Linked DNA regions of Homo sapiens: region 2 is linked to region 1. The links are chromatin loops, found by intact Hi-C in ENCODE. Cell type or tissue: pancreas. All regions are shown on one strand. Each heading gives the region's core, and the rest is flanking DNA. Links, peaks and the distances in the headings are about the cores only. Region 1 overlaps ALK (ALK receptor tyrosine kinase). Region 2 overlaps ALK (ALK receptor tyrosine kinase).

Region 1 (15,223 bases), core at 8,044-10,543:
GCAAACCGATGCACAACAACCAAGAAGCCCAAAATTTGTTATCTTTGGGGGAAGAGGGATATGTAGGGTGCACATGAGAGTGAGTGTGTGTGCACACTAGGGCTACACGAATGCCCTACATTTCTGTCATGCCTCTTCTCACTATGTATGTGGGTATTTTGCCCAGAGATCTAAAGCTTCTGAACATAGCTACTTCGAGGCAATAGCGAAGCTAAAGCCCTTGCTTCTTCAGCACATTGGGCAAACCACGGACCATTGTACCTGCTTCTGAATACTCATCCATCCACCCATTTATCCATCCAGCCTACAAATACTTAGGGAACACCTACCATGTGCCAGGCTCTGAGTGAGGCACTGCCCATCTTCATGGGTCTCAAAGTCTAGTGGGCATGAATCAAGTAAGAATAGAAATAAATGTTCAATTTTCACTTCACCATGAGAGCATGTAAAGAAACTGCAGGTAGTTGGGAAATCAGGAGAAGCTTGCTTCCTGAGAAGGCGGCAGTTGAGCTGGGCTCTAAAGTATGTGTAGGGATTGACAGGGCAAAGAGAAGTAGGGAGAGGGCTTTCAACAGAGGCAGGGGCATGGAAAGAAAGAGAGCCCAGTGTGGGTGGGTGCACAGCCCAGAGAGCACTTGAGGTAGGGAAGTGGAGTCACACTACAGAATACAGAGAGGGCTGTCAGGGGACAAGACCTCCGGACTCCGGCCACATAGAGCCCTCATGCCTGGAAGGAAAGTGAGCATCAGGCCCTTCTTCTCCTCTCCTCTGTTGGAATCTCTCCAGGTATCAGATTGAAAGAACGATGAAAAGGCATCCCTGCTCTGCATCCCTGTGTCTCTATTTTCCTCCACCACCCCTCACGGCACCTGTGCAAGGAGCAAGTCCACATCAATAATGCAGCAGCCTCCAGGCAGCAGCCTCCGGGCTTGGCCCTGAACCTGTAAGACACTGAACAAAATAGGAAATCTGCCTGTTTTCAGGTCCATCTTTGGACACGATCATCTCTCATGCTCTACAGTGTGAATTTTCACTAGTTGGGTTGAAGCACTCATTTATTTTCCGTATCCTGAGCTTTCTAAAAAAGATGGAAGCAAACATTAGGAAGAAATCCAACAGCAAGAATCCTTCAGTGCCCAGAATAATCACTGCCTTTTATGGAGCACTTACCAGGTGCCAGGCACTGGGCACATGCTTCACAGGCATTGTTTCATTTCATCTTGACTATATTGCATGTTCCAGGCATTTTAGCTCCCATTTTACAAATGAGAAAACTGAGGCTCACAGATGTAGAATTTACTCAAGGTGACACCGTTCATAGGTGGTAGATTCAGGATTGGAGCCCAGGTCTACCCTGTATCTCCTTGAAAGCATCTCAAGCATGCAGCATCTCCTTTCTTGAAAAATTACAAACATATCTCACCACATCCAGCTCTAGACAGTTTTGATGCCATTGTCCTTGGAAGCTTAATTACATGATTACTCGAGATCTCTTATAGACTTTGACATTACCAATATCAACTGCACTCCTCAGCCCAACCCAGCCCTCATTATCTCAAGCCAGGGAGCACAGTTTAATTCTGCAAAATCAATAGGACACATGGTTGGGCAGAAAAAATGGGGTATACGAAAGCACTTTGTAAACTGCAAAGGTATATAAAATATTATTAAACTCATCCTAAGACATAAGTCAGGAGTATGAGACTCTAAAATGTTAGTTAAATTAATATGACCAGCAAGGCCACACATCTGGTAAGGTCAAAACCACTAACTTCTCAGCCAATGATGTTTGGGGAAAATATGAGACTGCTTCTTTCTGCCTGAGAGCTCTAATCACACAGTATGTTTATTGTCTACATGGTACTCACCCAATTAGAAAAAAAGTGAAAAATTCAGCTGATTTTGCCAGGTTTTGTGGGCTTGACACAATGCCAAGTAGCAGTAGCCAGTCTCATCAATTTTCTCAACTGATTTGACATGTTATTTTGGTATATGAGTTGACAGAGCTGGAGGCAGAAAATTCTAGGGGAAGTACCAACTCTAAACAATTAGGACAATGTCAGTATGTGGAAAGTAAGTAGGGTGGGAGTGAACAGTAAAGATTTTTCAAAGTTCTTAGTGAAGTTTGCTTAGACATCAGCTATAATGCCAATATAATAGACATTTTATCAGCTTAAAAATCAAGATGAAAAACTGAGATTGCAATAGGAAATACTTTGTCTAGAAATGGCAACAAGCCAAAAGGGTGCGAGTATAGAGAGGGGAGATCACAAAAATAGGAGGAAAAGAAAATGAGGGGTATGATTCTGTACTCCCCTAATTGGCAGTTGGTCCCAAACCACTTTACTGTGGTGACCTGAGAAGTCTTTCCACATTAGTCACACCAAAACACAGAAAGACCAGAGTTTCCTGATCTGCCTTCAGCACTAACAGTACCATCAATTGCAGCAAAAGAATCACACACCTTCACTTCAAATCATGGCAGGCAAAATTCCATTTGCTTTACCTTTCAAAAGAGCACAAAGGCAGTGTAACTCATTCAGAGCTCATGGTAAAGAAAACTGCCCCATTAGACAAGCTCGCAGAGCCTTGCAATCTAAGCCAAATAAAAAGGCAGCAGTCATTCAGGCGGGGCTGGTGAGTGGGTAAATCAAGTGGTGACAAAGAAACAAGCAATTTTGACCCATGTCTTTTTGTGCAGCAAAAGGCTGAGTATCCTGCTAGCAGCTAGCAAATAATAAGTAGCAAGAGTTGAAGGCAAATTTTGATGCTCTTTTTTTCATTCTAAGCTGATTTAGAGGCTGAGAAAGTAGCAGAGAATGTAAACGTTTTGGGGTAAAATTCAGTGGCCATATTATAGGGATATATTGACAGTTAAGACCTAATAACATAAGGGGGGAAAGGTATTTCCATCTGAGAGTACTGAAACCACCAGCATTTCTACCCTCAAATAACATTGCTGTGCATTTCTTCCATGCCATTCTTACAAGAGACAAGAAACGATGTGTCTTCCCATTGTACAGAACTGAAAATGAAGTTATGGAGTGTTTTCTTTCTCCCCTGGGATCACAGTAGTATACCATGCTGGTGCTTCATCCAGATGTTCGTGTATCTCCTTCTACAGATTCCCCATTCACCACTCTCCCTTCCCCAACCCAGACTGTATGTGGATATAAGAAAGTCCATGATATGGTTTGCCTGTGTCCCCACTCAAATCTCATCTTGAATGGTAGCTCGCATAATTCCCATGAGTTATGGGAGGGACCTGATGGGACACAATTGAATCATGTGGGTGGTATCCCCCATATTGTTCTCATGGTAGTCAATAAGTCTCACAAGATCTGATGGTTTTATAGGGGGAAACCCCCTTTGCCTGGCTCTCGTTCTTACTTGTCTGCCTCCATGTAAGACAAGCCTCACCTTCCGCCATGATTGTGAGGCCTCCCCAGCCATGCGGAACTGTGAGTCCATTAAACCTCTTTTTCTTTACAAATCACCCAGTCTTGGGTATGTCTTTATCGGCAGTGTGAAAATGGACTAATATAGTCCAACTCACTTGCCTTGAGTTGAGACATCACCGAGGCACAACTTCCATTCCATAGCTCCCCTGTAGATCATGCTGCAGCATGACAAATGAGGGGGTTTTGCCTGAGATCATTCCATAACTCAGCTTCTTCCCTTCCCCATCCTGCTTCCTGCACTTCCTTAGCAATGTTCCCAGGGAGCACTTCTTTTAATAAGTCCCTTGTATACTAATTCTCACTTCAGGGTCTGCTTCTGGGGAACCAACCTAGACAATCAAAATAGCAAATTTTATCAAAGTTATCTGTATCACTCAGGTTAGGCTAAATTACATTATGAAAATATACAAACCTCAAAAATTGCAGTGGTTGGACATAATAGAGAACTACCTCTTGCTCATACTACCCGGCCATTGAAAGTAGAGAGGGGCTCTCTGCTAACATTAGTCACTTAGAGACCCAGGCTGACCGAGTCACCATTTTGAACACTGCTAGTCACCATGAAAAAAATAGAGATTGGAATGCTCGTGTCAGCAATAAGTGTTCACTCAGAACTGACATATACCACTTCTGCTCACAACTCCCTAGCCAGAGCTAATTTTGTGGCCCCATCCAACTAGAAGAGAGTTTGTCCTGCTAAGTATAAGTAAGTGTAATATCACCTTAAGCCAGAATAAGGAAGAACTTCACTAATGGCTACTGCAGCAAATCAGAGCTTAGACCCCTAATCTGTTACCTCCTTGTGAAACATGCTTTGGTTTTCATGAATATCAATTTAGCTCCAAAATCTATTTACTTTCTACTAGAGATTACATGGTTGGTTGGAGAAACCAGGAGCTGAAAAATGTCACTGTTATTCCAGCTTAATATGGAGCTCTTAGGTAATCCATGGTCAATGCTACAGTTCCTCCATATGCAAAATGAACTGACAGCATTACTTTATGTGTTCTTTCACTTTGGTCAAGATAAAATAACTGGTACAGAGCTATGTGTCCTAGTGCAAACATTTTTGAAACTAAAAAATATTCATATTAAATAACTGCTTTCAAACACTGGACAGCAGGCAGTAAAGGACTGTAATCCCTGATCCCACTGTGAACACAGACATCCCCCTCAACTTTTGATAGAGAGGTATTATGAACTAGAAGTTGTCCTCTGTTGTTTTAAACCACTGATATTTTGAGAGTTGTATGTTTCACAGTATAACTTAGCCTATCCGGAATTATACAGATAATTTTCTGTAGGGAAACAGATAAGGTAAGGCATGGAATTGACCTCATTTTCTATCTGGAGGCACTTGTTGGAGAGTGACATCACAAAAGAAGGCCAAAACATGGTCTTGCTGAGGCCAGGGAAGAGATATTGGGATTTGGAGCTACTGAGGTGCCTGGAATTTGTAGGATATGGCACCAGAAAGAAGGGAGCAGTGCAAACAATGAGATCTACATATGTGCATAGGTATTCCCTTGAGTCTTTGGCTGAATACTGTGCTGCACATGTGCAGTATAAGACTTCACAGAGCCAGGAAAATATCTACTAGAGAAAGAAAAATTACCAAAGATAATTGCTCCCATAACTGCAAGATACTGTACCCCAATCTACTGGAGATGGCACAAGACTGTGGAGAATCCTCGATAAATTCATAGAAGCCCCAGAAAGTCCATGCTTAGGAGTAGACCTAAACTAGCCCTAGGTTAAAGACTACTTTAGATCATCTCTTTAAAAGCTTAAAAGCAAGCTTCAAAAGGACTAAACTGATTCACAAGTAAATTGCCTGCCAGAACAAAATTCAACTATTTATTAAGGAAGACAATACAACCAAGGCAGTCAATAATGTAACACCAATAATGTCTAGCATACAATCAAAAATTACCAGATAGGCAAAGAAGAAAGAAAATGTGACTCATTTCCAGAAGAAAAGCCAGTCAATAGAAACAAATCAGAACTGATAGAGAAGAATTGATTAGCATTCATTTAAATGACTTTAAAATAGGTATTGTAAGTTGTTCATATATTTAAGGGAAAATATGAATTTAATAAAGAAACAAAGAAACAATTACAATGGAGAAATGGTAAGCAAAAAAATTTTAAAAAGAATCCATCTGCAATTCTAGAACAGAGAAATACAATATCTAAAATGAAAAGTTCACTGGATGGGCTTAACAACAGAGGACACTGCAGAAGAAAAGATTAGTGAACTTGAAGAGCAGTCATAGGAACTATCAAAACTAAAGAGTAGAAAAATGTTAAAAAGGAAAAAAAGGAGCAGAGCCACAGTGATCTATGGAAAAATATTAAGCAGTGTAGCATACATGTAATTGGCCTAAATAAAAGTGAGACAAAAAGTTGGGTCAGAAAAATTATTTTTGAAAATAGTGTTGATTATTTTCCCCAAATTTGATGAAAAATACAAATCTACAGATCTAAGAAGCTCAATGAAACCCACACATGATAAATACAATGATGGCTCTACCAGGGCACATCATAATCAAATTGTTAAAAACTAATGATAGAAAGATAAAAGATTTGTATAAAAATGTTTATAGCAACTCTATTCATAATAGCTACAAACTGGAAATAATCCAGATGTCCATCAACAGGAGAATGCACAAACTAATGGAATAACCATACAATAGAATACTATAAATAAAAAGGAACAAACCACTGATCGAGTCAACAATGTGTATGTATCTTTCAGATATTATGATAAGTGGAAGAAGCCAGACATGCAAAAGTACATCTGTGCCATTTCACATATATGAAGTTCTAGAACAGACAAAAGGAACCTGTGGGTGAAAAATGAATAACAGTGTTTGCCTCTGTAGAGGAGATTACTGGCAAGGGGCATGAGGAACCTTTCTGTGATGATAGAAATATTATATATCTCAATAGGGAAGAGGGTTATGCAGGTGCATGCAGTTGTCAAAACTCATCCTACTGGACACAAAAGATAAGTGTTTTCATGGTATATAAATTATTTAAATTATTTTTGAATAAAAATGTTTAAAAGTTATTTAAAAGGCACAACCCAACAGCTTATGTATAATATACTTTAATGTTTTAAGTAGATACTGGCATCACTTTTACCACCCAAAATGACTTCCCTATATGCTTTCTGATGCCTAAAGTTACACTGATAATTATTTATATATTCTGAAGTTCTAGGCCTGGTAGTCTGCAAAGGGCTCTTAAATTGGTCCCATTGAAAACCATTTCCACCTTAGTGCAAATTAGTTTATCTGTTTCTTTTCTAAGAATGTGTTTTTGAGGAGATGGCTGGGTCAAATTCCATGGGGGTCACAGGAGATAGATTTTCTTGCGTGTTCTAATCTCCCTTCAATAAACAAATATTATTTATATAATAAGAAAGATGAGTAAGTTTTTTTAAGTACCTAGAGATGCCGGATGACTGGCAGAGGGGAGGACCCAGTGAGAGAGAAAACTGGTAGAAGAATGAGTGGCTGAGAATTCCAGGAAACAAATCTCATCATCTTCAAGATTTCACATAACTGCCTTCCAATTCAGACCAGCAAAGCATTAGGATAATTGCGGCAATTTTCTACACAGGGAGACATGGCAAGGTATCTTTATGGAAATTTCAGAGTCAGGATGAATACATTAAGTGATCACAACACAAGCTTTTTGTTCATGACAAAATGGTTGTCTCGCCATTCCCAGCCCTTGGCACATTCTCTCTTGCTTCCCTCCTTTGTTTGTGTCCCTTCTTCTGCGTTCTCTGGAATGACCTTTTCTTTATCTCTGCCAATAGAAAATTCTCTTATCCTTAAATGGTCCAGGGTCATTCCCCACAAAGCCTTTGCTGAGTGCTCCCTTCTCTGGATTTCTGTGGCTCTTGGTGTCTCTTCTGTGAGATATATTATGACTTGGTGTTGTGTCGCTCTGTAATAATGATAATGATATAATAATAATTGTGAGTTTACTACACACTACTCATAGTGCTGAGCACTTTACACACATCAGCTCATTTAATCCTTACAGTCATGCTCCAAGGTAGGCAGCATTAACACAATTCATAGAGGAGGAAACTCAGGTTTAGAGAAGCCAAATTATTTGCTCAAGACAAAGCTAGTCTACTTAGCAAATCTGAGATTACAGTGCAAAGCTGTCTAAATCTATAGCTTTTATTCTTAACTGCTACGTTATACCGCCTCCTTGACATATATGTCTCATATATCCTAAAACAAACAAAAACAAACCCAGAAATCTATCTCTTTCTTTTAAGTCACTTACTATGTGACAGGCAGAGTATTCAGTGTGCCTTGAGGGAAGGGGCAATATCTTGTACATCTTTGTATTGCCTCCTGCATTTAACGTGGTATCTGGCAAATAGGTACATGTCCTACAAATGCTTGGAGAGATAAAGAGATAGATAATCCCACTGCAAGACTCTAGTTCTTTCCACAGTTCCAAAATGTGGATTCCTAGAACTTCAAGCAACTGAAATGAAAGAATAAATGGATAAAGACAAAGCTCAGTTCCCACTTCAGTCTAGTAACAGTTAGTAATTCAAACATATTCTCAATATTGTCTATAAATCATCTGGTTTTGCTTAGTTTCTTGAATTCCTTTCTGTTCTAAAATCTATGAATCTAATTCCTTTCCCTTTGCATCTCAGAAATCTTTCTATGTCTCTTTTCAAATGTGTTTTCTGTTGAAAGATTACAAAGAAAAACTATGGCTGCAGTATGGCTATATGAGATCTTGAATTCGGGAAAGAAAGAATTTCAGACTTTCACACATACTGTGTCACTAAAATTTGAAACATTAAGTTATTGCATCTATTAATAACTGAACATTTACATGGCACATTGTAGTATGCAAAATACTTCTATTGCATTATCTTATCTGACCTTCACACTTTGGAGTAGACAAGGCAATTTGGATTATCCCAATTTTACAGATTTAAGAAAACTGAGACTTGGTGAAGTGATTTGCTATTAAATAAAGTCAAGATTTCAATCTAAGTCTTTTAGATACGGCTACTGTTATCTTTTCACCCTCACTATACTGTCTTAACTCAATGGCCATCAAACACTGCAGTCACCGCTCCAAGTATTACTCTAAGAATCATTTTGTTAGCCTTGTGTTAGGGGATAGGATTAACTCTTCTCCCTTTGAATAAATCATATTCGGCCAGATTTTTCTGAATGTGGTTTCTATCAGTTATAGTAACAGAAGATTTTACCTTAAAAGGTCTTAAAAAGCCAAACTCCCACTACCCTAACATTACCCCCATCATTTAAAAAAAAGACAAAATAATGCCTAGAGATATTAAGCAATTTTTTCCAAGATAACATAGTGAACAGAATCAAGTCTTGAACATATCCAACATGCAAGTGTTTTATAAAGCTCTATCATCAGCTAATTCTAGAAGAGATACTTCCGGTCAAGACACTGGCTTGTGTTCAGAAAGAAACTTAAAGCTAATCTAATCCAAGTTTCCTTAATGCAGCAACTGCTTCTATTGCATTCATGGCAGGTGCTCTTCCATTTGCACCTTTATCATATGAATACAGTCTTATCAGTTTGTATGTTAGAGAAGGATAATAACCAGTACTGCCATTACAGTTGAACATCTTGATGTCTTCCACCAAATTTTGCTCAGTGTTCTTGGGAGCCCTCTATTGGCCTTCTGGGTAATAGCAGGCAGCCTCTGCTGGGGGCTGCGCTCCGTGAGTCCTGGGGAGTTACAATGAACAAGAGCCTTAGTGCTGTCTGAAACACAAAGGGGAGTGAAGAAATCTGTTTGCCAAATTGAAACGGGCAGAATTGACAATGAAATAAACTTCCATTTCTTCATCTTCCAAAAATACCCATCGAAACTAGTTTATCCAAAAACAAAACTCTCTGTTCTGAATCAAGGCCTTATCTGACCCTTCTTCATGGAAAACTTAGCCAATAACTGTTCCTTGACCCTTATGCCTTTGACCTACCTCATCCTCCACTCTTACCCCAGCCATGGTACACAGTGTAATGACGTATAGGCTATGCAGGTCCCTCCTGAAAACTAACGTTCCCTTCTCCTTTCCTTCCTCCATCCTCCTCTTCACTCCTCTTTTCTACCTTCTTCCTCTCCTTCCTTCTCTCCCTCCCTCTTTTTCTCCATCCTCCCCCCTCCTTCCTTCCCTCCTTCTCTTTTTTCAAACCAATTTTCATCAGAAGCTAGAAAGTTGACTTTGAAGGAGAGCCTGCCTTAAGAAGCCTGTAGTGTGATAGGTTAAATATGGCAGATACATCTATGACCATCCTAAAAAAGAAAAAATATATATTATATCTATGAAAGACCCGAGGAGAGGTTCTGGCTAGATTCTCATGGTTGCAACGAACAGATATTTGTTTGAGTGACTTCAAGTAACAAGGGATTTATTGGAAGGAATACAAGAAAAGCCCCACCGTCACACTTCAGAAAAAGCAAGAACTGGACGAAGAATCTGAATCTGGGGGTGTTCTTGGGCTGTACTGACCATCATTCTCAGGCTTTACCAGGGCACACAGCTATATCCCACATGTCTGTTCTTCTTCCCACTTGACAATGAACTTTCTCACCAACTACCCCACACAGTTACCACTTCACTCTCCAAGGATAAACACTCAAGTTCCCAGGTTAGTTATGGTTAAGGGGCAGTGAAGACTCTGGACAGTTCTCAATTTAGTGACAGCTGATTACCTCCAGGACCCATAGCATGGACCACAGGCTGGGACTGGACCACATGGAGATGGAGGATAGTAAGAAAGGACTGAGCAGGCAGGGCTCATTTCTATCAGAGCAGCTTTGTCATGTGCCTGCATTGGACTGTGTAGACCTAACAACAGTAGTGTGTACTGAGCTCCTGGGGCTGCGCAAACATCCATTCCAGCACCTGGTTCCACCAACATTCCTCTCTTGCAGGTGGGGAAATGAGTTGCAGGTGGGAAACTATAGGCTTCCCATCTTCCTCGGATGTTTCTGTGGCAGGATACTGAAAGGAAGTGGAGGTTGGAGCAAATGCTCTAGCATAAAGGACAGAGGAAATGAGAACAGGGAATGCCCACAGCTTCTCATCCTTGTGAGGTGAGGTTCTCCCCACTGTATGAAGTCCCCAGAACGCAGCTGGACCAAATGGCAGGGGCAGAGTGAGCAGGTAAGGGTGATTGGGTAAGAAAAATATTGGGGCTTGAGACTTCAGTAATACCAATATTAGGTTGTGTTCATGGAGAGGAGGGGAATATCAATGGGGATGAGGGGAAAAGACCCACCAGCTAGAAGGGGTCTCGGTGCCCCACTACCATGCAGAGTCAATTTCAACTATGAATCAGAATTATTGGTAGTGAAATTTTGCCCTACTTTACACCTACTCCCACATACGGGGCACACATATACACATAAAATTTCCTCCAAGAGTTGTGTGTGTGGTGTGTGTGTATGGTGTGCGTGTGTGTCACATTCTCTACTTAGGTTGCGAGGGTACCTGTGCAACTGCTGGAAGAAAAGAAGGAAGGAGGAAGAAAAGAAGAAAGGGAGGCAGGAATGATGGCAGGAATTATGAAAGGACAGAAATGTAAATGTGATCATATGGATGGCTGCTGATGGATATGGTTATCATATACTCCTGCAGCCTGAGGGTGGGCAGAGTGATGTCCAAGTTCTGCCTGACGCTGAATTCATTGAAGGGGATTTCTATTGTAGAACCCTGGCCAACAGCTTTGCAAAGACCAAAGTGGTCATTGATTTACTTAAAGGACAAAACCTCCCATAATTTGTCAGTAAAATGGATGCAAGCAAAAAATTGTCACTTTTCAAAACCAGAAGTTAACAGAACAAAATCTCTGGGACCATGGAATGGGTTGCTTTGATATATAGGGAGCATTCATAATCAATGATCATACTCTCACCCTACGCGAAGTTACTACTGAGCACTTACTGTATGCTGAGCACATTATTAGGCACCAAAGATCCAGCACCTGCCCTCATGAAACTTGCTGTCTAGTGGGGGAAGCCAGGCCTTAATTAATTAATCTCAAAAACAGAGGTAAATTTCAACTGTGACATACGCTTTTGAAAGAAACGTCTACAGTGCTATGAGAATACAGGATGGATAATCTGACATATAGGACTTGGTAAAGGGCATAGAATGGATGATCTGTTGTATAAGTTCTGGAAAAGGAGGTGAAGGAAATTTCCTTGAGGAAGTCACCCCGGAACTGCTATCTGAAGGATAAGAAGGAGTTGTCTGGACAACAAAGGAAAAAAGACATTTTAGGGAAAGAAAACAACGCATGCATATGCCTTGTGGAAAGCAGGGGTGGGTAAGAGCAAGAACTCTCAGAGGTGCTGTTGCGTGGCTAGACCAGCAGCAGATGGGGGCAGAGAGAATGAGCAGTGCCCCCCGGGGCCAGTGGGGAGCAGGTGCAGATCATGTACCTCGTGTGCCATTTTAGGGAATATTTTACCTTATCCTAAGAGCAAGGTGAGACAATGAACAACAGGATTTAAATAGGTATTCAAGGAACAGTTATTAACCATATCACACATAAGGGGTACCAAGGACATAAAAAGGCCTGTAAACCTCTGATATAGTAGGTGAAATGTTACTTGAATCTCCATTTGTGCTTTTTCTCTGGGGTTAGGTCCATAGCTGTTATTAGATTCCCAAAGGAGTTCACAATCTTCTGAAGGTTAGAACCATTGTCCTGGTTCTTAGGGGAGGAGACTGGAGACTGGATGATTTCTTACTACGTCACTTCCATTTCTACGATTCATGAGCCGAAAACCAACCCAGATCCATCCAAGTGACTGACAAACTAAGGTTTACTGTCATCAGCAGGGAAATTAGAGCCAAAAGTTTAAAAGTATGTGTTTGATGTTGCTAGCAGCAGAGATGAGCTGAGAATGCAATCACCTTCACCCTGATAACCCCCCTGCACACACACACACACACACACACACACACAGAGGCACACACACACAGTACACACACTGCTCATCCTACAGAAAGGCTCCTCACAGGCTGTGGACCTCAACTCTTTGAGAAGCTTATCACTGGGGGTTCCGGGGCTGTCGTCTAAGGCCCAAGAGCATTTTCATAACCAACCCAGTCTCAGCCCAGTCCCAGGGGGTTATGGATGTGAGTTTACTCATTTCCTGTCTCCAGGCACTCCCTTGTCCTGCTAGCAAAATGAAAATAAAGCAAGTGGATCAGGGCTAACATAGGCACAGTTGACACTCAATGATTTGAGTCACTGGAGGGGATCATCACCATGAATTATCACGGGCACAAGTGCTGAATCACAGATGCTACTGATCCCTCAGGCTCACACAAACCCTGGCTTCTTCTTCAACAGTGATTCCCAAAGGGTGTTCCCTGGCACTTTAATTCTGGGGGATGTTAATAGGGACTCTGTAAATAAATAAGGTTTCACGGTTAAGTAAGCTTGGGACATGTTGGATTACAAAAGGTGAGACAGGTGTCTTTGCTGCAAGGCTTCCTCAACCTTTAACGACATTTTTTTTTTTGAGACAGAGTTTTGCTCGTGTCACCCATGCTGGAGTGCAATGGCACTATCTCAGCTCACTGCAACCTCCACCCCCCAGGTTCAAGCGATTCTCCTGCCTCAGCCTCCCAAGTAGCTGGGAGTACGGGCATGTGCCATCATGACCGGCCAATTTTGTATTTTTAGTAGAGACAGGATTTCACCATGTTGGCCAGGCTGGTTTCAAACTCCTGACCTCAGGTGATCCACCTGCCTCAGCCTCCAAAAGTACTAGGATGACAGGTGTGAGCCACTGTGCCCGGACACATTTTTTAACCTTGGAGAATAAAATCTAGTTTACCATTTCCCCAAACTTTTGGAAGACTCCCAGAAACCTTTGGTTGAGGAGCACCTCTTGGGTGCTGGTGCTCCAAGACAGATTCTGGGAACTGTGACTCTCCACAGCACTCTTAAAAAGTGTCTGTGCTCCAGTTCATGCCAGGGTTCTCTGTAGCACAATGCACAACTTTATTTCCCATCCAAGGTTCATACTAAATCCTGCCTCATGAAGGAAGCCTTTTCCAGTGGTCTGGTCTATATCATATAGTGCTATAGTGTGGCCCATACATCTGGCCCATGGTTATAAAAAAGAAATCTGGTTTTGGGCTTGGGAGTGTGATGTTCTGTGATCAGCAGGCTCTCATAATCTGGCCCTGCCAATCTCTCTGATCTCACCTGGAATTGGCCTCTCCCAGGCCAGTTACCCTGAACTCCTGTCTGTTTCTTGAACACACCACGCTGGTTCTAGGATCTGGTTCTAGGATCTGGCCCTTGGCACTTGCCCCCCCACCTGACCGCATAGCCAGTTCACGCTGACTGGCTCCTTTATTAACCACTGGAACTCAACAGCACCCCTCCCCAAATTTCCTACTGTCCTAGAACCCCGTTTTATTTTCTTCACAATACTCATCACTATATAAAATTGCCTTGTCCATTTATTTACACACTTATTGTCTGTCTTCCTTTCAAGAATATTAGCTCCATGAGAACAAGACCTTGTCTAGGATGATCCTTGTCTAGAGCCTGGCACGCAGCAGGCATGTAAACATTTCTTGAGTGAATGAATGCTCTCAATGAGTTCTTGCTTATAACTTTTATAAAGCAGAGGAGTCTACTTGGTGGTAGAGACTCTGGTCAGTGCTGTACCAAAGTCCACCTCCTCCCCCGGGCATTGAAAGATTTTTCAAACTGCAAGAAAGCAATACCATCCTCCTCCAGAGATTGTCAAAAGTCTGGCAACTTCCTTACTGGATAACTGCTAAGTAGCACTACTATTATCATATTAGCCACACTTGTTGAGTGTTTACCATGTGCCAGGATCTATGTGAAGCCTTTTACATACATCTTTTGATGCTCACCAGAGATTCTATGAGATAGGTTCTATTATTATTCCCATTTTACAGCAGAGAAAACACAGCTCAGAACAGTCAGGTTATTTGGCCCGCACCTATAAGCAGATCTGTCTGACTCCAGAACTAGAATCTTGCTGAGCTATAGAATTTGTAAACACACGTAAAAAGGAGCTTGTAAAGTAAAAAATGGCCCTGCCACAGTTGCCATCACCCCTGCAGGGAAACGTGAAAGGAGGTCCAGGTGGCCTCCACCAGCAAAAACACAGAGAGGAATCTCACTGTGGGTTGGATGTGGTTTAGGGATTGCCAAGAGAAGCCGTGTTCCCAGGGGCTCCTCCCTTCCCTCCACGATACCTCGGTATTCTCATCTATGAATAGGCAGCCCCTTCTTCTAGAGGTGACCATAATGAGCTGCTCACCACACAGTTGGCAAAAGTACTATCAGGAAAGTCGGGGAATAGGGTGGTGGTAGGGACGTGTTGACCCAGGACCTCTGGACCTGGGCTCCTATCTGCACTGGAGATGAAACTGCCTGAGGCCCAAGGAGTTGAACAAATGCCCCAGGAGCTATGAGATGCCTAGAAACCAACAGGGGATTTTAATAAAAGCAACTTGCTGATCAGGTACATACTTAATGTTATAATTACCCCGTGATGACAGCGTTGTGAAGTACAGACAAGCAGGAAGTACTGACCAAGCAATTTTAAAAGGTTGGTCTAATGCTCTTCATTTTTCACTAAAGCCTAAATTGAGTTTGTGCTTTCAGGGAATAATGAAAAAGACAGAAAGGTGAACATGACAATCTAGTTCCAAGAGCCC
Region 2 (15,223 bases), core at 6,075-8,574, 530 kb before region 1:
AGAGAGAGAACTGGACTGGCCACCCAGGGATGGTGTGAAGGCTATGGCATCCTTAGCCTTCTGAGGCAATCCACCAGGATCCTTCCTGGGATTAGTCCTTAAGGGAGATCATCATCTACTCACTCGCAGATAGTTACTGCACTCCTACTCTTTGCTGCATACTCTGTTCTTGAAGATGAGCTCCTGCCCTCATGGAGCTTATCATCCAGCCAGGAAGATAGAATTTAAATGAATGATTACAAATGTTCTGATTGTAGCAAAAGGTGAAGTAATTGGAGCCACTTGACAGTCAGGACATATGACACAAGATAATCGAGGCAAGACACATGACATCACACAGTAAAGACTTAGGTCCAGACAGCCACTGGACCCAACTGTTCAGAGCTAGGAACAAATAGGAGAATTAAATAATTAACTTCCGGCCGGGTGCGGTGGCTCACGCCTGTAATCCCAGCACTTTGGGAGGCCGAGGCAGGTGGATCACCTGAGGTCAGGAGTTCGAGATCAGCCTGGCCAATATGGTGAAACCCTGCCTCTACTGAAAATACAAAAATTAGCTGGGTGTGGTGGCAGGCACCTGTAATCCCAGCTACTTGGGAGGCTGAGGCAGGAGAATTGCTTCAACCCGGGAGGCGGAGGTTGCAGTGAGCCGAGATTGCATCATTGCACTCCAGCCTGGGGGACAAGAGCAAGACTTCGTCTCAAAGAGAAAAAAAAAGAATTAACCTTCTTTCATCTTATAATGATACCTCCTATGTTTATAGCAGAAGACACTCAACTACAGCCACAACTCAAGCCAAGGCATGCACTCTCTGAGTTTCAACAATGTCTCATTCTAGAAATAGATGCAAAAGGCCTGGAATAAGATTGCAAACTGGCAGTCAGTGAATGGCTAGCAAATGTGTATTTTTTGGCCATTTTTTTTCATCCACTGAGTGTTCAGTAAGGGAGTATATCCAGGCAGATGTTCTTCCTCAGGATATAAGCAGTCCACTGGCTAGCCATAGGCAGAAGAATGAAACTGGATCCCACCTCTCGCCATATACAAAAATTAATTCAAGATGTATTAAAGACTGAAATGTAAGACATCAAACTATAAAAATCCTAGAAGAAAACCTAGGAATAACTCTTTTGGACATTGGCCTAGGCAAAGAATTTATGACTAAGACCATAAAAGCAAATGCAACAAAAACAAAAATTGACAATGGGGACCTAACTAAAGAGCTTCTGCACAACAAAAGAAACTATAAACAGAGTTTATAACAGCCTACAGAATGGGAGAAAATATTTGCAAACTATGCATCCAAGAAGGGATTAATATCCAGAACCTATAAGGAACTTAAACAAATCAAGAAAAAACCAAATAACTTCATTAAAAATAACACCTTTGCCCTTTGTCTGGGCAAAGGACATTAATAGACACTTCTCAAAAGAAGACATACAACCAGCCAATACACATATGAAAAACTGCTCAACAACGCTAACCACCAGAGAAATGCAAATCAAAACCAATGAGATACCATCTCACACCAGTCAGAATGGCTATTATTAAAAGGTAAAAAAAGAAAAGATCTTGGTGAAGATACATAGAAAAGAGAATGCTTACACACTGTTGGTTGGAATGTAAATTAGTTCAGTTGCTGTGGAAAACAGTATGGAGATTTCTCAAAGAACTAAAAACAGAACTACCATTCAACTCAGAAATCTCACCACTGGGTGTCCACCCAAAGGAAAATAAATCATTTTACCATAAAGACACCTGCAGTCACATGTTTACCGCAGCACGATTCACAATAGCAAAGTCATAGAATCAACCTACGTGTCCCTCAATGGTGCATCGGATAAAGAAAATGTGGTACATATATACCATGGAATACTACAGAGCCATAAAAAAGAAAGAAGTCATGTCCTTTGCAGCAACGTGGATGCAGCTGGAGGCCATTATCTTAAGTGAGTTAATGTAGAAACAGAAAATCAAATACCGTATGTGCTCACTTATGAGTGGGGGCTAAACAATGAGTCCACATGGACTTAAAGAAGAAAACAATAGATACTGGGGACTCTAAAAGGTGGGAGAGTAGGGGGAAAAGGACGAAAAACTACCTACTGGGTAGTAAACTCACTATTTGGGTGATGGGTGCAATAGATGCCCAAACCCCAGCATTATGCTATTGCATAACGTAACAAACCTGCATGTTTATCCCCTGAATCTAGGAAAAAAAAGATACAAGCAGTCCAGAGCCTATGTCTGTCCCTTGGCCTACTTCTCACCTGTAGTTATAATCGTAGTTTCTTCCACATTGTGCCTCTAAGAGCCAGTCAGTGGTTTCCTGCTTAGAGTGTGGTCCTCAGACTGGTAGCATCAGTGTTACCTGGGACCTTGTTAGAAATGCAGAATCTGGCTGGGCGCGGTGGCTTGTGCCTGTAATCCCAGCACTTTGGGAGGCTGAGGTGGGCAGATCACAAGGTCAGGAGTTCTAGACCAGCCTGGTCAATATGGTGAAACCCTGTCTCTACTAAAAGTACAAAAATTAGCCAGGTGTGGTGGCAGGTGCCTGTAGTCCCAGCTACTCAGGAGGCTGAGGCAGGAAATCACTTGAACCTGGGAGGCGGAGGTTGTAGTGAGCTGAGATGGTGCCACTGCACTCCAGCCTGGGCAATAGAGCAAGACTGTGTCTAAAAAAAAAAAAAAAAAAGAAAAGAAAAAAGAAATGCAGAATCTCTGGCCTGATGCCAAATCCCTGTCCCTGTGCTCCTGTGACTCATCCCATGACCTTTCCAGAATGCACTGGAACCACCTGCCCTTTGCATCAACATTCATTCTTCAGTGGCTTGTCAAACCATCCTCTTTTCTTGTCTGCTGACTATGGCATAATTTGGAGTCTGTGCTTCAAGGCCAATGTGTATTAACTGTGTGACCTTAAGCCAACCACTTACCTCCTCTGAACCTGTATTTTGTTATAGACAAACTTGTGATAATAACCACCACCCCTTCCCTGCCTGCCTCAAAAGGGGATTATGAAGTATGAGATGAAGAATGTGGAAGTAGAGCTCCTGTGATATTGTGAATGACATGGTGAAACCAGTGGTTTTCAACCTGGGGTGCAAATTAGAATCAGCTTTCCAGACGACTAATGTCTGGGCACCACTCCAGAGACTCTGATTTAAGTAGATGTGGGTAGGTCCTGGGCATCGGCAGATTTTAAAATTTCTCCACGTGTTTCTAAAGTGCAGCCTGGGTAGAGACCTCTGGGGAGCTGGGTTACTTAGTGCAGGAAGTGCCTGACCCTCTCAGTGAGGGGTCCATTTTCATCTTGGACTTTGAGTAAGAGGCAATTCTTAATAACTTACAAATGGCTTAAAATGTGCCCACCATCACCAAGGTGTAGAGGGGGCGATTTTCCTGCAGCGGGGAGTCTGCTGCCGTCAGCTAAGGGCCTTCTTGGGGCTGTTACATCGCCTCTAGAAAAAGACTGAGAATAACCGAGAGAGAGAAAAAGAGAGAGAGACCCCGTGAGCAGTAATGACCCGAGGATGTATACGGGGCTAGAACTACCCTCTTGGACCTGCAGATAAGGTTTTTACCAATTTCTTAATTAGAAGACCTGGAGGCCTGGTATCAGTTCTTACTGAGTATTCCTTGTTGATCACATGTGTCTAACATTAGACAGCACTCACTGTATGTGGTTCCTAGAGCAGACTGCAGGCTCAAGTCCCTCTCAAAGACCTTCATTTCCCTTACACAGTCCTTGGTTAGAGGTCCCTTGATATCATTTTATGTAAATACCCATGCCAAGTATACCCAGCTTGATCTTGGCAGTCAAGGTTCTGGTCCAAAAACACCCTTAGAATTCCATCTTAAGACCTATTTCTATCTGGGTGGCCTACAGCAGAGGTCCTCAACCTTTCTGACACCAGAGACCAGTTTCGTGGAAGACAACTTTTCCACAGACCAGGGGCTGGGGGTTGGGGGGTAGTTTCAGGATGATTCAAGCACATTACATATATCGTGCACTTTATTTCTATTATTATTACATTGTAATAAATAATGGAATAATTATACAACTCACCATAATGTCAGATCAGTGCAATAGGGCTCGCACTTCTATGAGAATCTAGTGCCACTGCTGATCTGACAGGAGGCAGAGCTCTGGCAGTAACGCGAGGGATGGCGAGTGGGTGTAAATACAGATGAAGTTTTGCTCACTTGCCTGCCACTCACCTCCTGCTGTGTGGCCTGGTTCCTAATAGGCCACAGAGCAGTACTGGTCGGTGGCCTGGGGGTTGGGGACCCCTGGCCTACTGGATATGAAGTCATTTGTTAATTGACTCTTTACTGAATGCCAGGAAGCTGAACTAGGCGCTTGCACGTAGGCTTATCTCACTGTATACTGACAACATCCCTTTGTGTAGATATTATTCCACCCATTTTTCAGATGCAGAATTGAAGGCTTAGAGACGTTAAGTCAGTCACCCCTGGGCACTAAGCCCACAGGCTGCAGACCTGGAGTCCACACTATGCTCTGTGTTCTTTCTACCATACATGGAGTGCAATGCCCATGTAATATATTATGGTACTCCTTAAAGCTTTGGGGGCATATTGCAAAGATTTTCCAGATCTTTGTTGCTCAGTGTGTGGTCTTTGGATCAGCAATGTGGGCGCTACCTGGGAGCTTATTAGAAATTCAGGGTCTCAGGGCCTGCCCCAGCTCTTCTGAATCAGAATTTATATTTTAACAAGATCTTATCCTAGAAATACTTTCGTGCTGGAGAAATTAGGGAGCTAGTGAATTTTAATGCATTTACAACCATTGTCCTTACCAGACAATTAACAGTCGTGTGTGTGTGTGTGTGTTTGTGTGTGTATTCACACAAATATGCGAAATCTGACACAAATTCTAAATTATATTTATGGGAAATAACGCTTGCTGATGCCAGTAACAATAAAATTTTTGATCCTTCTAGACACATCCTAGTAGATATAGGTTATAAATGGCAGTGTTTGACTAATAAACTCTTTTATATGCAGACAGCAAATGAGACAAGTGAGTAGAGACAACACCAGGAGTACGCCACCAGCAATTATATCTTCTGGTTCCAGCCAGCGCTTTCACAAGGGCCATTTTTTCCTGCCTCTCGGAAGGGACTGATAGACTTTCCAATTATGTGGTACCAGTGTTTGTCATTTTATTAATTAAAGTCCTGTATGTAAAGCCGGAACGGCATTGTGGCTAGGCCTAATGCTATTATTTCTCTCATGGCCCATTCCTCCTCCAGAGGTAATTATTGCAATTTTATGTCTTGAATATGCCCCATGTTTGCTATGCATACCTCGTGGCAGCTTCAGGACAATCCCTTCAACCCACAGAAAATACTGTGTGTTCAAAAGCCTGCAGTGATCAAAAGAGACTCAGTGACATCAAATAATATCTATTCTGCATGCAACACCCCTAAATGTAGGAAATGTTCTGACGGGGCAGGTGCTATCTTTCTTCAAATTTCTGAAGACCTGCATGAATTCCAATAGTAGAGACAAAACCAAGGCTAGATGCTGTAGTGTGTATTTCACTTCAAGAGAAGGAAACACATTTTTAACAGAGATGCTCAAAGATGAGCTTGCATGGTGGGGGTACTCCCTGGGTATTCCCCATCCAGTCTCTGTTGAATGACTGGGATTGGAATTGTCATCAGGAACATCTCTGTATGGGGGTTAAGGCTCTCCCTCAATATAGGGTGCCAGAGGGTTGTAATTCTCAGTGTGAACCGGTAATTTTGACTTCCCTGGTTTCAGTGTGGTATCTTCTTAACTTCAGCTGAGAATACTGACTCACTGCAAAATCCAGTGTTTTTGTTCACCATCTTCTAGTTCACCTGGAAAAATGAAACACCAACTCTCTAGCTATAAATAGCCTAATGACAAATCAACCCAGCACAGCAAGAAGCTGGCCAGATGCAGATTTTTGATAACAAGGAAATAAAACACGTTTCTGGCAAATGCTTGCAATTATGGAGGCTTAAGAAATGCTGGATTCCTGGTCTTGCAGGATACTTAAAAGATCAGGATCCTTCCTGAAAATACCACTTAATGTTTCTTTTCTGAGGGATTATGTAGAAGCCAGGGAACACCAGTGGACATTCATATGCCCTCTTTCTAAAAACATGAAGGCCACATACAAAAATAATCACCTTGAGATCTCTGGCTGGTGAGGTTATAAAGTTACAAGTTTTTTTTTTTTCTTCTGTGGTCTTTTCTTTCTTTTCCAATTTTTTTTTTTACAATGAATATCTGACTTTTGATAACTAGAACAAAAACAATGAAATTAATTTAGAGTGTGCAGCTGTTAAAAGCATGTTTATGAAGACTAATATTGATATGGGAAAATGTAATGTTAAATAAGAAATAAGACACAGGATGTTTATATTTATATAAACCCTTTCTCTATAGCAAAGCTCAAATCTAAATCTATCTGTCTGGAAGGAAATGTACCAATATCTTTGGGGGGTAAGATTTTGGGCAATTTCAATTTTCTTCTTCATACTTTCCTGCATTTTTCCTAATGTTCTACAATGAACATAAAGTTCTTTTATAATCAGAGAAAGCAATAAATGCTATATTAAAAAGGTGGTGAGAGAGGATTCTGATGTTGGAAAACAGTAAAAGCTAGTACTATGTTTTTACCCACTTCAGGGAGAATCAAGTTATTGTGCCTGTACTCTAGGCTTTGTGAGGGAGATCAAGGGAAGGTGGGAGCTTCTGTGGAATGCGGTGGGACCGTGCTGTGAACGGAACGCAAGCTTTCGTATCAGAAAGAATGGTCTATTTTTTACGTATCACGTAATATCTCAGAGCTTCAGCATCTTCTTCCGTCAAGTGGGGTCAACAGTACCCTGCTTAGATATTTATTATGGGGCTTTAATAAGATTATATGAGACCAGTGCCCAGCTTAGCGAAGACATTTGATAAATGTTAGTTCCTTTCTCCTGCATGGAAAAGAGCAGGCAGGGGACACTTTGTTAGAGATAAACAGTTCACAAAAAACAGACTACGACAGGGTGAAAATGCTGTGTTAAAGTTTCTGTCTGGTTTTTTTTTTTGTTGCTGTTTTTTAATCTTCTGGGTTCCCTAGAGAATTATCTTTCCAGGCTTATGGGAAGAAAAAGATGGTATTTTCTTCAGTCACACTGTCATGGTGTGATCCTGGGCAAACGGCCTCCTCTGTGTCTCAGTTTCTCTGTGTATGATGGAGATGACACTGAGGAGTAGCTTTGTAATCTGACTGCTGGGGAACAGGATGATTCTAGGCAATGAAACTCCCACAGCCTTCACGGACACCACTGGAAAAAGTAGATGTGGGGCACAGGAGCATCTGCAGGGGGCCCAGAGCCCTCTGGGGAGTATTTTTCCCTGATAGCTGGAGGGAGTGTGTGCTCTCAATGGGGTGTTCCCCCATATATGGGTGACATGAATGTGTTGCAATGACCACTAGTGGGAGCCAGAGAGGTCTGTGATTAACATACAGCTTTTGAATGGGAACCAAGTCTGTGCCAAGTGCCAAGGAAGATCCTATTCACACCCAGGGGCTGAGACAGTGATTCTTCCTAGACCTCAGCTTCATCATGCAATGGGAGAGGTATTAGTTGTGAATGGCTCAAAGGTATTACATTAATTATGTCTGACTGCAGTTACAATTGCTGTTGATTACTGCAGGCATTAGCAAGTGCTCTGGCAGAGTCGACCACTTAACAGGCAGTGGTGATAGAATGCTGGGCTCCAGTGGCTTCCTAGCTCTAGGTGCTGGGGTAAGAATGACTTTGGCTCAGAAAGCTCAGGAAGGTGTCATTTGTTGGGTCCTCGAGACTCATTGAGGAGTCTTCTTGTTCACTCTCATCCTGGAAGAGGGTTATGCTTGCAACCGTGGGGGGTGGGGGTGGGGCTGCACAATTAATTAGTTAATTATCAACGAAGTGGGTTTATTGGGCATGTCCTGCTGGTGCTAATGTGGACACTGTGTGAAATAACGCTCCCGACCTGCCCACGTGTTGCTGATTGACTGAGAGGAGAAATCAGAACACAAGCAGTGGCTGAATTTATGCAGCAGCAACTTCCTCATGCCTGAGTAACGTAAGATGAGGGATCATAATAATAATAATTGCTGCCATTCATCAAGCTTTGCAGAGAAGACAAAGGCTTTTCACATTTTCCTCTGATCCTGGTAACAACCTCATGCAGCAACTAAAACAGGTTTTTTGTTGTTGTTGTTTTCTCAAATTAAAGGAAGTCACTTGCTTGAGGTCATATGGCTCCTCAGTGGGGCAGAGCTGGGATCTAAACTCAGGCCATCTAAATCAAATCGAGTATTTATAGATTTGGTTGGGGAGTTGGGCAGACCTGGTTTGAATCATGACTCTGCCTCTAGCAGGGTGACTTTGGGCAGTCACTTAAACTCTTTAAGCTCCAGTTTCTGTATCAATAAATGGGGGTAATAATTTTTTATAACGAGATAATGTAGGTGAAATGCTTAGCATAGTGCCAGCCTTATACTAGGGAATCAATATTTGAAAACTACATCCTTAGTTGGCTTTATCGATACTAAGGGTCCCTTCCTCCAGCACTGGACTAAGTGAAGGCTTCTTTCTACTAGGGTGCAAAGAGCTAGGGTGTTCGAAGGCCCTCATTAAGAATAATGGCTTGCTTTTCAGCATAATACAGCCAAGTGATTTGTAAGTGACCTGAAGACCAGAAGTTTTCACACTGAATGTAAGTGTTCTTAACTTTTCTGTAGAATAAACACCCCAAAGAGATCCCAGATTCCTGTGGGCTATCTCCCCGCATGGCTGGCCACACGGCAGGTTTGAAATCAATACTTGCTGGTTCACCACCTAACTGTGGACCCTCAGTGTCCCTCCCTCGCTCATCCCTCTTGCTCGGGGTCCGTGTGTGCATCCAGCCAGTCAAGTGCCTTGTTGCCATGGCTCAGGGGCTCATCAGAACAGGGAAGATTTTATCCACTCACAGGGTAGCCGTGGGAGGTGGAGAGACTCTGTAAGCTTTGACACACAGGGGATTCTCATTACAGTGATGTTATTACAGGTGTCTGGACGGTTGTCATTAGAGACTGGAAGTGGGGCCCAAATCTCTTACTCATGTAGAGAGCCTTTGGAAAAAGCCATTTGGAAAATGCCTCGAGAACCACTGCAGCTTCCTCCTTTGTATTAGAGGCCCTTGCCCTCTAACACAAAGTTGCGGATGCCTAGACCCCAGCTAAAGGCTTTCTGAGGTTACTGTCTCCATCACCAGCAGTGTTAGCAGCTGCCAGGGCTCAGCCCTCCTGAGGTTTCAGCACCAGGGTGAGGGTGACTCATGGGGTAGATGAGGGGCAACCATAGTTGAAGCTGACTTCAGGGCCAACCAAGGCAGAGCAGGTGCTCTTCAAAATGCACCATCTATGAGCCTAATTGTGACCTAGGGGATGGAGTGAGATCCTAAAGGTGGGGAGGCCTTGGGGCTTCCGAAAACGGCAGTGAGGGTGGGAGCTCTTCCTCTGGGTTTCTTAGAGTAGGGGCACATATGCTGCTCAGCTCTTCCTAGGGGTACCCAAAGCCACAGGGCAAACAGGGTGTAGCTTCCTGGAGTGTTAGCCACTCAATAGTAAATAATGAGGCATGTTTTTGTGTCCAAACAAATAGGTATGTTAAGGAATAAAATACAGAATTGACATTTAAGTTAAAAAAAGGGGTTTGTAAAAGAAAAGTCAGGCTTATGACGTTCTGCTCTGGGCCGTGTCACCAGACTTCCTCCCTGCCTTGAGTGACCTCGTTGACGGCAGCTGTCCCACTCCCAGGAGCTCCCCTGGGGAAAGTGGAGATGCTCTTGCATCTGGAGGACACTGTGGGCCTTGCTGGCCAGCTGTGTGTGGTCTAGGTTCCTCTCCTGAGCCTTCTCTCATTTATAAAAAGGTGACAATATCATCTTCTCTGGGGGATGGGGGCGATGTGGGGGAAGGCCCCTCTGTAAACATGTTGGGACTATATCAAGGTATGGGGTTATTGTTCTGTGTAGGTGTCTGCTGATGGGGCAGTGGAGCAAAGGGACTTTTGGCAGATTGGAGGAGGGAGCTCCCATGCCCATGCTGGCTGGGGAGAGGAGCTGGTGGAGATGGTGGACAGGGGTGGCAGGGCCCCCTTGGCTGCTGTTAAAGCATAAACTTCCTCTGACTCCAGCCACTGAGCTGGGCAACACCCCTCTCCACTGGCAATAGTTGGGAGAGGGGTGTTGCCATATTGCCAGGCTACCCAGGGCAGGGCAGAGGCCAAACCCTCCAGATTCAGGCTCCTTGGAGAAGGCAGGCTCCAGCCTTGGTCTCAGAATCATCACTAAAGTCAGATAAGAAGATAATAATAGTAATGGCTACAACAGAGTAGCAGAAACCACAGGTTCCATTTTTAAGCACCTAATTGTGTCTAGATTCAGGCTGGGCATGTTTCATATCTCCTCTCACTCATTTCTCCTGACAGCCCTGGAGAGGATACTGAAGCCGAGAACAGTGGGTCGCTATACTCAAGGTCTCCAGGCTAGAAAGTGGGGGGGCTTCCTCCAAGGGCTAAGGGACTTCAAGCCCTGTCCTTCCCACTGTACCACGTTGCCTTGGTGATGCTCCTTTTGCACTGGCCCCACATGGCCAGCTGGATTCTTCTGGTCACAGGAGATGGCGTGGCTGTTGGGCTGTGGGGCAGGAGGGAGGCAGCTCTACCTGGAGCCACCACCCTGCTCCGACTTGCTCTAGGTATCAGCATTACACTGTGGGAGCCAGAGGAGCCCTGTGCTTTCTGATAGGCCCAACATTATGTCCTCCTGGGCAGAGAGTGGACAACTTAGAGGGATCATATGCTAGCTTGGGGTCCTGACCGTGGTCTCCAATGCAGGAAGAGGCGTGTGCAGAGAACAGCATGTGTGAAAACAATCCCCAGCCAGACTAGCTGGATCTGCTCTTAATTTAGGCAAGCACTGACTCCTAGAGCTGGACTTGCTTTCTCCCAATTCAGGCACATTCTGTCACTGCAGAGATGTCACAGCATCAGATGAGATGGGGGTTGGACATCCACAGGAACTCTGCCTGATGAGTATCTTGGTCCCCAAATACCTGACCAAAGGGACTTGGGCTTAGTGAGGGAGATAGAGATAACATTACCCTGGAATCCCTCTAGCTTGGTACTGGTCCCCAACTATTTACAAGAAGGGTTTTACAAACACCACAAAGTGTAGCATTGCTTGGCCATGCATGGGCAGAGAGGCTGGTCCCAGGTGGGCTCTGATAGGGGCTTGCTTGTTCTTCTACCAGTCAGCCCAGAGAGGGGAAGTGTGCAATATTCTTCTCCCTAGATGGTCATCCGTTCTATGCAGAAGGTAAACTGGCTCCAGGAAATAACAACTTTATTTGCAATCAAGCCCATGAGGCCTCCTGGAATGGCTTCTCCTTCCTGATTTGCTAAAGTAAGTTGGATCACATGGGGCCGAGAATGAGGCCCACCCAATGAACAAACTCCATTTGAGTCCTGTAGGTGAGTGGCAGTGTCCCCTTGGTGGCTCAGGAGTTAGACCCAGTGACTACTCCCAGCCTGTGGAGAGACGAAGGGGAGAACTCTTTGTTTACACAATGGGGTGGGATTCTCTATCTGCCTGCAGAAATGAGGTGGTGGGGCTCTGAGTTAGGTGACAGTAATGCCAGTTCTGATGCTTTTGAAGCTCTCATCAACTCTCCCCAAGTTGAGAAGGTTCCATCTGTCTCCAGCAGGGCAGTGTGACAGGAAGAGCATGAAACTCAGAATCATAAGATCTAGGTTTGGTCTTGTGTTTATTAGCTGTGGGTCTTGAGGTGAATTTCATGATCTGGATGGGGAGCCCGTGATGCATAGGATCTGCTCTGGAAAACGAGTTGAATTCAATAGTTATGCTCATCTTCTTTGGCTCCTGTCGAGAGTTTGGTGGGGGCTGATAAAGGAAGGTCCCCTTCTGCTTTTGTTTTTCCTCGGTCTCATGCCATCTGATACTAAGTTTTCTTACTCTTATCCTCCTTTTCTTGACTTTCCACAGAAGATTTTGTCACTGAGTTTAATAAACTTTAAAAACACAGCAGTCAGAAAAGTTCCTCTCTTTTTCCCATCTTCAGAGTCCTATTTGCCTGCTGCCGAGGTCGGGGGCAAGCTTCAATAAGCCCAATCAACACAGCCTGCCTCTCGGCTTCCCTGCTTCTGCGTCACACTGAGAGGCTGGAGGGAAGGATAAGCCTGTTTCCAGGGATGATCACCAGCACCCTGAAAAGTCTTACAAAATCAATCAGAGAGCAATTTACAGAAAAATTCCCTGCCTTCGGGTGCCTTCCTTTGAGAAGGGCTTCAGGGATGGATGGCCAAGGTCAACTCCAGGGGCCATGGCGTCTTCTCACATCCCTCTGGGCTACATTTGCTGGTTTTAATGACACAAAGGATGGGTCCCCTTTTCTCCAGGCCCATGTAGACGTGGAAGGGGCCCGCTGGTCACCTTCTGCCTAGATCACAGCAGCTCCCCACAGCTAATCCAACCTGATTCCTTTTATTGCTAGAGGTGACGTCAGGGGTGGAAAGGTTCGGCTGTGTCCCAAGATCCCAGAGGGTGTGTGCACGCATGTGTGTATGTGTGTGTGTGTTTGCGTGTACATATGTATGTGTGAGAAGAGGGGAGACGCAACTGCAGCTCTGGCCAGGTAGGAAAACCAGCATTGAGGAACTGACCACCACAAATTGGGGGGATCCCATCTCATTTTTGGATCAAATTGCACTTCTGTAGCTCACACAAGAAAAACTGCTTCCATGCCTTGGAGGGGAAAGAAAATGAGGAAAGTCCACTTTTTCTCCTTGCAGGCCCAGAAGGCCTGAGAACGTGGTTTAAATTATTCTAGTCACAGGCAGGCTATTCAAATAAAATAGAATTTCAAACCACACGGGGCTTGTTGAGACATTCAGGCTGCTGGGGTGTGTGAAAGGCAGGGGGCTGGGGTGGTGTCAGCCGCCACTCTGCCGTGCTCTTTATTACCAGCGGCTGCAATGCCAGACACATCCGCGGGTGTCTCAAAGCCGAGGCGGATTCGAGCAGGTCTGACAGCAAGTGAGCACATGAAAGCCACTGCAAGCCTTCCCTCCCCGGTGGCAACTTTAATTATTTGAACTGGAGCTCAGAAAAATAAAAATAAAAATAACATCAGAATATATTGTAAGTGGCTCCCCAGTTTCCTGCAGAGAAGAGCTTGTGGCGGAGAGGAGGAACACAAAAAGAAAACCAAAACCACAGCGTTCTTTCTTGTTTGTGGCTGGGCGAGGCAGAGGTCTTTAAATATTCATGCCCCGTGTGTAACTGTGCAGAGAGATAGGAGGCAGCCGTGGTAGTCAGCAAGAGCAGGCTGCAGGAGCCTGGAGGGAGGAGGTGGGAGTGGGGCAGGCTTCTGGAATGCCCTGGAAGTTAGATTGGCACAAAGGCACACTGTGGCTATGCCTCCATCATGGGGGGCTCCTGACCTGGTTTCATATGCTCTCCCACCCGCTTCTCTTCTCCCCCGCCTCCATCATTTCTCATCCCTTTTCTGACTCATCTTTCTAAAAGACAAGTGACATCACGCTATTTGGGGCCACAGACAGGAGGAAAACTCTCTGCATGGGCTCAGAATGAATTTCAGTCACAATTGGCAAGCACACCTACGGCCAATAGCTCTGAAGTTTCAGTGCACCTCCAAATCACCAAGGATAGGGTTTAAAAATGCAGAGCCCTGGGCCCCACTCTTCGCGATGTCATTCAGTAGGTCCAGGGTGGGGCATTTGTTACATTTTCCAGGTGAATGTGACTGGTGAAACACAGAACTACTGGTTAACTCACTTTCTAGACTTTGCAGGAAATTCTTGAAGATGACACCAGTTCTTCTCTGGGAATCCACTGATGATTGTGGTGTCTTGAGATAGTGTACGATGACTTTAACTTCCCGGAGACCAGGACTGAGCTGGGTTTGAAGAAGGTCCTTCGTGGTAGGCATCAGCCTCAGGGCTCAGCTGGACCAGTCGCCAGTCCCTGTAGGCCTGATGCTCATCAGAGTCCTGTCCCCAAAACTCTGCCTAGTGTCCATCTTTCTGCACTCGGGCCCCATAGGCAACAGAGGCCCCTGTAGGGTTGGTGGGGTTTGAAAGCCCTGAGTGAACCTCACATAGTCCCCCAGAGAAATGCAATATCCATTTTTTTCTGCCACTGGGGTTTAGCCCGCCCGGGAGGAGGAAATCAACTTCCTGCATTCTGCATTTAGGATTCACATAAAATAAATGGTAGGGCTTACAAATCTAGAAATGCATATTTCTATTTTGGTTATTTATTTTCCTGATAAAAACATTTCTCCCAACATTGGGAATTCAAAGACCCATCAGCATTAGACAAATGGTCTGAAAACCTGAATGTGAAATCATATGAATATATATAAATATAAATAATGTGAGTGTGGAATGGACTTATTCCCTTCCTTTCATTATGCCTGCTGAGCCAAGTTCTGGAAAAGGGCAGGGAATAGCAGAAACAGCCCAGAGCAAATTAGACTGCAGGAAAAATAAAACAGGCCAGTAAAACGAAACACCTGTTTAAGCTATTGATCAACTCAAAGGTTATTAGAGAAATGATGAAGTATTAGAATAATATCATTTGTACCTTGACATTTCTTTTTCTGAAATTTGGCTCATATTAAACCCAGCGAAGAGTAAATTTAAAGACCAAATGCTCTTAAGGATCCTCCCGTCCTCTCCGGTGGGCCAACCATCTGTCTTCATTTATATGTTCTCTCAAAAAGCCTTCCTTTCTAGGTACCTGCTCTCAGACACCTGAGAAATATCAGCAATGACTGTGTAATTCCACCATCTGCATGAGATAGCATGGTTTCTCAAACACAATTTAATTTAATGAATCTATTTATTTGTGCTCAGAATTCTTCCAAAAAGGATTTAAGGTGGTTCACAGAGATACATAAAATCTAGTAGGATAGCATAGCCTAGAAGAGGGTGAGAAGGAAGTGGCGAATGTCGAGTTATAAAATCAAACCAGGAGTAAGCTGCTACAAATTGCATATCACAAAGTCCCATTTGCTTGCCAAGTGGAGCCTTGGTTTTAATTTAACCACTCCTCGGATTAAAAAATCATTTCTACATCTTTTCCATTCTTATT

Evidence for each region. Hi-C counts contacts between places; a loop is a spot of excess contacts. Peaks named below come from ENCODE experiments on the same cell type or tissue, not always from the same donor. Only the 100,000 strongest peaks of a DNase experiment are listed, where the experiment ranks them.
Region 2: it touches region 1 in a loop (3-fold over the local background); 62 of 110 quality-filtered maps call a loop at or near these places.

Annotation. Positions count from the first base shown.
Region 1 is chr2:29,832,417-29,847,639 of GRCh38, forward strand. All of the region lies in intron 1 of ALK (ALK receptor tyrosine kinase), which reads right to left. Among named protein-coding and RNA genes, the nearest start is that of ALK, 82 kb to the right of the region's middle. In pancreas, for the core only: a CTCF peak has its summit at 9,168 (motif pointing left); no DNase peak of the experiment used is centred there.
Region 2 is chr2:29,301,816-29,317,038 of GRCh38, forward strand. The region is part of intron 8 of ALK (ALK receptor tyrosine kinase); the gene reads right to left. Among named protein-coding and RNA genes, the nearest start is that of CLIP4, 190 kb to the left of the region's middle. In pancreas, for the core only: a CTCF peak has its summit at 7,476 (motif pointing right); no DNase peak of the experiment used is centred there; H3K27ac peaks cover 1,213 bases.